Linked DNA regions of Homo sapiens: region 2 is linked to region 1. A link is an interaction called in ENCODE POLR2A ChIA-PET data of the cell type or tissue named here. Cell type or tissue: GM12878. All regions are shown on one strand.

Region 1 (5,000 bases):
TAGTCTGACAATTTCTTAAAATATCAAACATAGATTTATCTATTTTATCTGTTGTGATATCAAACCTAGATTTATCTTTTACCCAGCAGATTTACTGCTACATATTTACCCCCCAAAATAAAAATGTATGTCCACCCAGAGTCTTGTACATAAATGGTCATAGAAACGTTATTCATAGTGGCTGAAAAGTGGAAGCAATGCCAATATGATGTTTTCACAACTCTGTAAAATCACTAAGAAATTATTCAATTGTACAGTTAAGATGATTGAATTTTTCTTTTTTTTTTTTTTTTTTTTTCTTTTTTTGAGCTGGAGTCTCGCTCTGTTGCCAGACTGGAGTGCAATGGCACGATCTGGGCTCACTGCAACGTCCTGCTCACTGCAATGTCCGACTCCCTGGTGCAAGTGATTTTCCTGCCTTAGCCTCCCAAGTAGCTGGGATTACAGGCACGCACCACCACGCCCAGCTAATTTTTGTATTATTAGTGGAGATGGGGTTTCACCATGTTGGCCAGGATGTTCTCGATCTCCTGACCTCGTAATCCGCCAGCCTCAGCCTCCCAAAGTGCTGAGATTACAGGCGTCATCCACCACGCCCAGCCTATTTGTCTTCTTATCACTGAGGTGTAAGAGTTCTTCATATATTCTGGTTATGAGTCCCTTCTTAGGTATATGATTTACAAATATTTCTCCAGATTTGTGGCTTGTCTTTTCACTTCCTTACTGTGTCCTTTGAAGGACAAAAGTTTTTAACTTTGAAGTTCAGTTTATTAGTATTTTTATCTTATTATTTGTGCTTTTGATGTTTTGCCTTAACCCAAGACCATGAAAATTTACTTCTATGTTTTCTTGCAGAATTTTCATAGGTCTAGCTCTTACATTTATGTTTATGATCCATTTTGAGTTTATTTATTTATTTATTTATTTATTTTGAGACAGGGTCTCACTCTGTTACCCAGGCTGGAGTGCAGTGGAGCAATGTCGGCTCACTGCTACCTCTGCCTCCCAGGCTCAAGCCATTCTCCAACCTCAGTCTGCCAACTAGCTGGGACTACAGGTGGGCACCACCAGGCCCAGCTAATTTTTTTGTGTTTTTAGTAGAGACGGGGTTTCACCATGTTGGCCAGGCTGGTCACGAACTCCTGATCTCAGGAGATCCTCCCACCTCGGCCTTTCAGAGGGCTGGGATTACAGGCGTAAGCCACTGTGCCCAACCATTTTGAATTTATTTTTGTGTATGGTATGAGGCAAGGGTCTAAATTCATTGTCTTGCATGTGGGTATCCAATTGTTCCAGCAATATTTGTTGATTAAAAACTATTCTATTCTGCTGGGCACGGTGGCTCACTCCTGTAATCCCAGCAATTTGTGAGGCAGAGGCGGGCAGATCATCTGAGGCCTGGAGTTCGAGACCAGCTTGGCAAACATGGTGAAACCCCCGACTGTACTACAAATACAAAAATTACCCCGGTGTGGTGGCAGGTGCCTCTAATCCCAGCTATTCGGGAGGCTGAAGCAGGAGAATCGTTTGAACCCGGGAGGCAGAAGTTGCAGTGAGCTGAGATCACACCACTGCACCACTCCAGCCTGGGAAACAGAGCTAGACTCTGTCTCAAACAAACAAAAACAAAAAACTATCCTTTCTCTTATTGAATCACCTCAGCACCTTTGTTGAAAATCAATTTACAGTAAGTATAACGGCTTATATCTGGACTTGAAAAATGACATACCATATTCTAATGGTAATTAGTACTTTACCTCGTTTTATTTTGTTTATGTTTTTTGGGGTTTTTTTGAGATGGAGTCTCGCTCTGTTGCCCAGGCTAGAGTGCAGTGGTGCGATCTCGGCTCACTGCAACCTCTGTCCCCTGGGTTCAGGCGATTCTCCTGCCTCAGCCTGCTGAGTAGCTGGGATTACAGGTGCCCACCACCATGGCTGGCTAATTTTTTTTTTTTTTTTTTTTTTGAGAGGGAGTTTCACTCTTGTTGCCCAGGCTGGAGTGCAATGATGCGATCTCGCCTCACCGCAACCTTTGCCTCCCAGGTTCAAGCGATTCTCCTGCCTCAGGCTCCAGAGTGGCTGGGATTACAGGCATGCAGCCGCCATGCCCGGCTAATTTTGTATTTTTAGTAGAGACGGGGTTTCTCCATATTGGTCAGGCTGGTCTCAAACTCCTGACCTCAGGTGATCTGCCCACCTCGGCCTTCCAAACCTCCCTTGTTTATACGCTAGTGTTATCATGCATTTCCATTCCTGCATATTGTTTCTTGTAAGTCCAATAAAGGAGGAAAGAAATTTTTATCATTGTTTTATGTAGTCCATGTTTATTTAGATCTACCCATATATCTACCACTTTTGTGCTCTTCATTCCTTCTTGCACCTGGGAACTTTGTATCTATGATCATTTTGTTTTTTGCCTACAGAATACCCTTTAGTATTTCCTTTAATTTGGGTCTGCCGGTGATAGACTATGTTAATTTTTGTTTGTGTAAAACATTCTTGAAGAATATTTTCTCTCATCATAAAATGTTGTTGACAATTATTACTATTATTATTATTATTATTAGCTCACTGAAAAAATTATTTCATTCTTTTCTGGTTTCCATCATCTTTTTAATTTTTTTTTTTTTTTTTTTGAGATAGGGTCCGGCTCTGTTGCCCAGGCTAGAATTCAGTGACATGATCTCGGCTCACTGCAACCTCTGCCTCCCAGGTTCAAGCAATTCTCCAGCCTCAGCCTCCCCAGTAGCTGGGACTACAGGCGCCCGCCACCATACCTGGCTAATGTTTTGTATTTTTAGTAGAGACGGCAATTTGACCATGTTGGCCAGGCTGGTCTCGAACTCCTGACCTCAAGTGATCTGCCTGCCAATGTGCTGAGATTACAGGCGTGAGCTACTGCACCCAGCCAAAAATTTTTTTTGTTTTTTTAATCTTTGGGATGTTATATTCTGGGAGCTCAGCCTTCAACTTTGTCAAAAATTCTGTGAAACTCCTGTACTGAGTGCCTAATTTTGATTATAATGATTTTCATTTCTAGAGGTTTTTTTTTTTTTCATATTTGCAGTTGGTTAAGGATAGCTGCAAACTCTTTGTCACTCTTCCAGTTGAGAGATGGAGTCCAACTGCTCCACGAATCTGGGCTGACTTTAGTGATTTGCTTGACCAATAGAATGCATCGGAAATGATGTTCTGTGATTTCCAAGGCTAGATCATAAAAGTTTTATGACTTCTACCTGAGCTTTTTGAAATGCTTGTGGAAATTCCAGCACTCAAGATGCTCTCTTTGGGACCCCAGCTATCTTGCTATAAAAGGCAAGAAACATGTAGGCACTTGTGGAAAGTTCTAGCTGAGCTCCCAGCAGAGAGCCAACACTACTACATGAAGCCATGCAAATGAATTATTTTGTATGTCTAATCCATTTACATCTTCAGATAACTGTCGCTCCAGCAGACAATTCCAAGGTTTGTAGTCAGACATGAGAGCAGATTAGGATCAGTACTGGGTTGTACTCAGTGCTTTTCTTTCTACTCTCTGTTTTATGCCATCATTTTCCCTTCTTGTTTTTTTTCTTCTTATTAATCCCCGGAGTTTTGGAAACCCCATTTTTCTATCACTTTTGCTGCTTTTTTTTTTTTTTTTTTTTGAGACAGAGTCTTGCTTTGTCACCTAGGCTGGAGTGTAGTGGCACAATCATAGCTTACTGCAGCCTCAACCTCCCAGGCTCAAGTGATTCTCCCACCTCAGCCTCCCAGGTAGCTGGGACTACACGTGCATGCCACCACACCCAGCTAATGTTTTCATTTTTTCTAGACATGGGGTCTTGCTATGTTGCTCAGCTGGTCTCAATCTCCTGGGCTAAGGCAATCCTCCCGCCTTGGTCTCTCGAAGTGCTGGGATTACAGGCATAAACCACTGCACCCAGCAAGCTGCCACTCTTTTATTCTTCTCCCTCTGGACATGAAAGAATCCATTTTAGACTCTAAAGAGAGGATAAGAAATGGGGCTGAATGCATATTAATACAGTTGGAATTAATGAGAGAAAACAATGTATGTAGAATGGACAAAAAACCATGTTTTAAGACCAAAATTTATGAAGTTATCCTGCAGAGTTAATAATAAATCGCCAGGAACAGTGACTTATGCCCGTAATTCCAGCATTTTGGGAGGCCAAGACAGGAGAATTTCTTGAGGACAAGTGTTCAAGATCAGCCTGGGCAATATAGTGAGACCCCATCTCTACAAAAAATAAAAACATTAGCCAGATGTGGGGATGAGTGCCTGTAGTTCCAGCTACTCTGGAGGCTAAGGCAGGAAGATCTCCTAAGCATAGGAGTTTGAGATTACAATGAGCTATGATCACACCACTGTACTCCAGCTTGAATGACAGAGTGAGACTCTGTCTCTTAAAAATTTTTTTTCAGAGTGATTAATAACTTATGCAAGTCTGGAAAAATAATTATGCCTATTATACTGCTATAGTTTATTGGAAATTATTTGCCTTACCAAATATAAAAGTATATGGAAATCCTGGCGTTGGGGAGGAAGATTAATGCCTCTTTTAGCCTAACACTGTAATATTTTAATATTTGTTTTTCAGGGAAACATTATTTGACCCATTACTTAAACAAAGTAATAAATCAGTGAGATAAAATGATAAGCAGTACTTTATGTATTATGTATAATATCTTAAGTTTATTTTTTTGTTTTCTATGCTTAATGGGCATTAATTACGTATTACTGAATATTCACTAAATATTAATCATGCATTGGGTATTTTTCAGAAATTTTATTTTGTTGATTGGGAAATATAAATGGGTCCTTCAAATTTTAGGTGGATAAATTATAAAACAATATGCCCTTTGTTTGCATTCATATAACTATATATTAAGCCATTATTTCCCGTATACTATTATTGCTACTTATAACATATATCCTACATTAAATGCTTACAGCGTGCCAAGAACCATTCTAAGCACTTTATTTATTTTTTCTTGTT
Region 2 (5,000 bases), 68 kb before region 1:
AGTAAAACACATTTGAATATAAACCACTAATACACGTATACTAGATTTATAAAGTATGTTCCACAGCATGAAACACATAACAAAATGAAAAAAAAATAGCTAGAGTATAAAGTTCCACTGCCAGTAATAGGCCTGTGGAAGATGGTGTGAATGCAAGGTGGCCCTGTAACACCCACCCAGTGGTGGCAAACTACAAAAAAAATTTTTTTTTAAATTAATTAATTAATTTTAAAAAAGGTGCTGGAGAGAGCAATAAGAAAGACTCATGGGGTCAGGATAATAATCACATTTAGGGGTGTGAACAAACACAGTGATGATACTGGTGTCAGGTCTGGAATTTGACTTTGCCTTACCTACAAGGTTATAAATTAAGACTGTTACTGTTTCCTGGATCCTAGCAGACTTCTGGGTCAGAGAAAAAACTTTATCACTCATAGCATAGCAACACAAGCATTGGCATGTTTGTGTCAGTTCTCTCTGGTACCAAGTCCAGGGGTAACATGATATAAGCCTAGATAAATGTGGCACATGCAGTGGGTGTGGGTCACAACTGAGGAACACTGAACTTAAGGAACCCACCATTTTTACACCAAGCAATAAGCAAGCCTGCTGTTTGACAAACAGGGAGACATTACTCTGGCCTTCAAGATTGCTCATTACAAACACATCTCTGAGAACTACCCTGAATAATGAGTGACCAGGGTCTTGCATATCTTGGCAAGATGTGCAGGAGTGCAAGACACCCATGGAGGACTGTCTCTCCTAACAACTGGGAGCCAGATTTCCCACAGATGGAAAAAGGAGATAAAAGTATGCAATAAAAGAAAAGGTAATGCCATGATCTCATAGTCATGAATACACATAAACACTGTATAAAAATAAATGCAGAAGTAAAAGTCTGTGTGTGTGTCTGTGTGTTCAGATTCTTAGCTTCAAAAAATCACTCTCCACTATAGAAGGCCCGTGCTCCTTGGAGAAACACCTGAATTTAGAGTGAGGCAGAGAAGCCTAAGAAGAGACTGAAACATCTTGTGTCAGAAAGAGGTGACCAAAGAATGACGTGGACATGTCAAAACAACACAGATGACCTTGGTTTGGCAACGGATTCTTAGATATGACACCAAAAGCATGAGTAACAAAAGAAAAAAATTAGATAAATTGGACTTCATCAAAATTTAAAATGTGCATCAAAGAATATTATCAATAAAGTAAAAAGACAATCAACAGAATGGAAGAAAATATTGCAAATCATGTATCACATACAGTTTAATATCATACTCCTAAAATTCAACAACAGAAAGACAAAAAACCCAGTTAAAAAAAATCAAAAAACTCAAAACAGACATTACTCCAAAGATATACAAATGAACAATAAGCACAAGAAATGATGTTCATCACCACTAGTCATCATTAGGAAAATGCAAATCAAAACCACAATGAGATATGACTTTACACTCTTGAGGATGGTTACACACATACAGACACAAACACATGGAATATAACAAGCATTGGCAAGAACGTGGAGCAACTGGGAACTTTATACATTGCTAACAGGAAAGTAAAATGGTGCTGCCACTAGGGAAAATGGCTTGATGGTTCCTCAAAAAGATAAGCATAGATTACCATATGATTCAGTAATTCCACTCTTACATATGTACCCAAAAAACTGAAAACACGGACTCAAAAGAGGTATTCGTAGGCCAATGTTCACTGTAGCATTATTCACAATGCCAAAAGTTGAAAACAATTCAAATGTGGGTTTCTGTACTCACCAGAATTAAATTAATTCTATTCAACACTGTCAATAGAATTAATGCTCATGAATTGTGTACATAAAAATTGTGTAAATGGCATACTTTATTATGTTACATATATTGTCACAAGCAAATATTTGAAAAACAAAACCAACCAACCAACCAACCACAGAAGCTAACTTGAAGGGACTCTCACTGGCCAAATTTAAGCATCAAAATAGTGACAGCAATGAATTACAACTCACTGAATAAAATAGGCATCTATTAGTCCATACATATATAAACAAAATTTTGTCTGTTTTAAGGGAGTAAAGAGGTGAGGAGAATGTTCTTCCTTACAATAGAATGCCAGCATAATAAATATAGAAAGAATGGGCTAACCACCCATTAAAACCCATTATATTTGTCTTAGTAGGGTTGGACTGCCGTAACAAATTATCATAGGCTTAAACAACAAACTATTTATATTTCTCATAGTTCTGGAGCTGGGAAATCCAAGATCAAGGTACCAGCAGATCTGGTGTCCAGTGAGGACTTTCTTCTTGGTCTGACGATGGTTGTCTTCTCATTGTATCCTCACATGGTGGAGAGCAAGCTCTTATGTCTCTTCTTAATAAGGCACCAATCCCATTCATGAGGAATCCACCTTTATGACCAAATCTCACCTCCTAAAAGGCCTAACCTCCTAATACTATCATAATGGGGGGCTAAGGTTTCAACATGAATTTGGGGGGACATAAATACTATGTCCATAATATTGATAATTAACTCAGGCAAAACCATCAGTGGATGCTAAAACTAGCAGCTGAAAGTGGAACAGGAAATGATTCAATCACATAGTTTCAAAGTATCTCCACACAAAGCAATTTCAGGGGGAAGGACAACTTAACAGTAAAGAAACTTTGCAGACTCCATCTTAAACAAGTGATAAAAGTCAACTATACCAATAAGGACACAAACAACATGTGCAGCCTATAGGAAGAAAAAGAATTCGGCGGCTGGGCGCGGTGGCTCATGCCTGTAATCCAAGCACTTTGGGAGGCCAAGGTGGGCAGATCACGAGGTTAGGAGTTCAAGAGCAGCCTGGCCAACATAATGAAACCTCGTCTCTACTAAAAATACAAAAATTAGCCAGCGGTGGTGGCACACGCCTGTAGTCCCAGCTACTTGGAGGCTGAGGCAGGGGAATCACTTGAATCTGGGAGGCAGAGGTTGCAGTGAGCCGAGACCACACCATTGCGCTCCAGCCTGGGTGACAGAGTGAGACCTCAGCCTGGGTGACAAGAGTGAGACCTCATCTCAAAAAAAAAAAAAAAAAAAAAAAAAAAAAGAATTCAGCATCACTTCAGGAACTGTCCTGGCAAAAACCTATAACCTAGACCTAATCTCTAATCATGAAGAAATGAAGAAACGCTGGACAAACCTAAACTGAGAAAGAAAAAAAAAAAACTTGCCCTGTATTCATCTTGCCAAAAACACTAAACCATAAAAATCAAGGGAAGACTAAGGAGCTGTTCCAGATTGAAGAAGCTTATGAAAATGTGATTTATGAGCCCAGATTCAAGTTTTTTGCTATAAAGCACATTACTGGGGACATTTCTGGAGACATTAATGAAATCTCTAGTGAAGGGTTACAGGAGTTTTCAGTTATTCTTGCAATTTTTCTTTTTTTTTTTTTGAGATGGAGTCTTGCTCTGTCACCCAGGCTGGATGGAGTGCAATGGGTGAACTCAGCTCACTGCAGCCTCCATCTCCTGAGTTCAAGTGATTCTCCTGCTTCAGCCTCCCGAGTAGCTGGGACTACAGGTGTTTGCCACCATGCCTGACTAATTTTTGTATTTTTTGTGGAGACAAGGTTTTGTCATAATGGCCAGGCTGGTCTCAAACTCCTGACCTCATGTGATCTGCCTGTCTCAGCCTCCCAAAATGTTGGGATTACAGGCGTGAGCCATCACACCTGGTCAATTTTTCAAATCTTTTAATATTTTCTTCCTACAGCACAAAGAATCACTTTGTACACCCCACTGACAAAAACAAAAATACTGACATGGCTTTCCTAACTGCTCAGAACATTACCAATAGATGTAACAATTCTCTTTGCACGGTTCACAATGCATTAAATCTTTTTCTACAACAACAGCTATTTTCTGTTCACAAAGTCTTTCAAGTAGGAAATCGTCAATGAGCCCACCTGATACAGAGAACAGCTTACAGAAGCCAGATAGATGCCAGGCAGTAAAAGCTATAGCTACTGTGATAGCATAAAACCTGAGACATTATTGAAGATAACTCAGACGTCAAGTGAAGACACAAGCAGGTGTGGACAGTACAAATACTCTCTATTCCCTGCTTTTTCTTTGTAAAAATTATGTTTTGTTATTTGTTAAATATGTATAATTCATATTAAAATGTAGGCTACATGAAGACAGAGGCTTTATATTCCCAGAGACTAGAAGAGCATTTGACATATTAGATACCACAAGAAATATTTAATAAATGAATGAATATACCATACAGAATGAACTCCATACTCTGAAAACAGAGAATATACCTTGTTTTAATGCCCATGGTACAGTTATGGAAGCTGATCAACTAATGAACCATTAATAATCAATGGATTTTGAAAGTAAAATTACAGTACAGGCAACATTGTGATCACAGAATAATTAGAATACAGTATGTCAGAATCTGTGTAAATTACTATATATCAGAATCATGGGATACTGTCATGGCACTACTTAAAGGAAATTTCAAACTACTTATATTAGTAAATAAGAAAGAAAAATAATTATCTAAATTAAAATGTTAAGATTTTTATTAAAAAAAATTAAACACACATGTTAAACCATTTTTAGCAGGCAAACTGACATCTATTAATATTTAAAATACATATATATACCCACTGACCCAGAAATTCTGCTTCTAGTAACCTATCTCGTAAAAACTAAAGTACTATTTCATGAAAATATTATGTACTAGAATTTACTGCAGCACTGTTTTGTACTGTAAACAGAGTGACCAGCTAAATTATTTGACATATCCTCACCATGGACTATTACTTGACCATTAAAAAGATTCAATTTGGCCGGGAACAATGGCTCATGCCTATAATCCCAGCACTCTGGGAGACCAAGGCAGGAGGATCGCTTGAGCCCAGGAGTTCAAGACCATCCTAGGCAATAAAGTGAGACCTCATCTCTACAAAATAGTTAAAAAATAAAATAAAATAAAATAGATGGGTGTGGT

The links. Peaks named below come from ENCODE experiments on the same cell type or tissue, not always from the same donor. Only the 100,000 strongest peaks of a DNase experiment are listed, where the experiment ranks them.
Region 2: POLR2A ChIA-PET joins it to region 1 with 7 read pairs; 6 of 35 experiments call an interaction of 5 or more read pairs at or near these places.

The regions. Positions count from the first base shown.
Region 1 is chr12:42,290,323-42,295,322 of GRCh38, reverse strand. It overlaps the pseudogene IGF2BP2P1. Among named protein-coding and RNA genes, the nearest start is that of MIR7851, 31 kb to the left of the region's middle. In GM12878, no CTCF peak of the experiment used is centred here; no DNase peak of the experiment used is centred here.
Region 2 is chr12:42,358,543-42,363,542 of GRCh38, reverse strand. The region is part of intron 4 of PPHLN1 (periphilin 1); the gene reads right to left. Among named protein-coding and RNA genes, the nearest start is that of PPHLN1, 35 kb to the right of the region's middle. In GM12878, no CTCF peak of the experiment used is centred here; a DNase peak (open chromatin) is centred at 2,566; H3K27ac peaks cover 809 bases.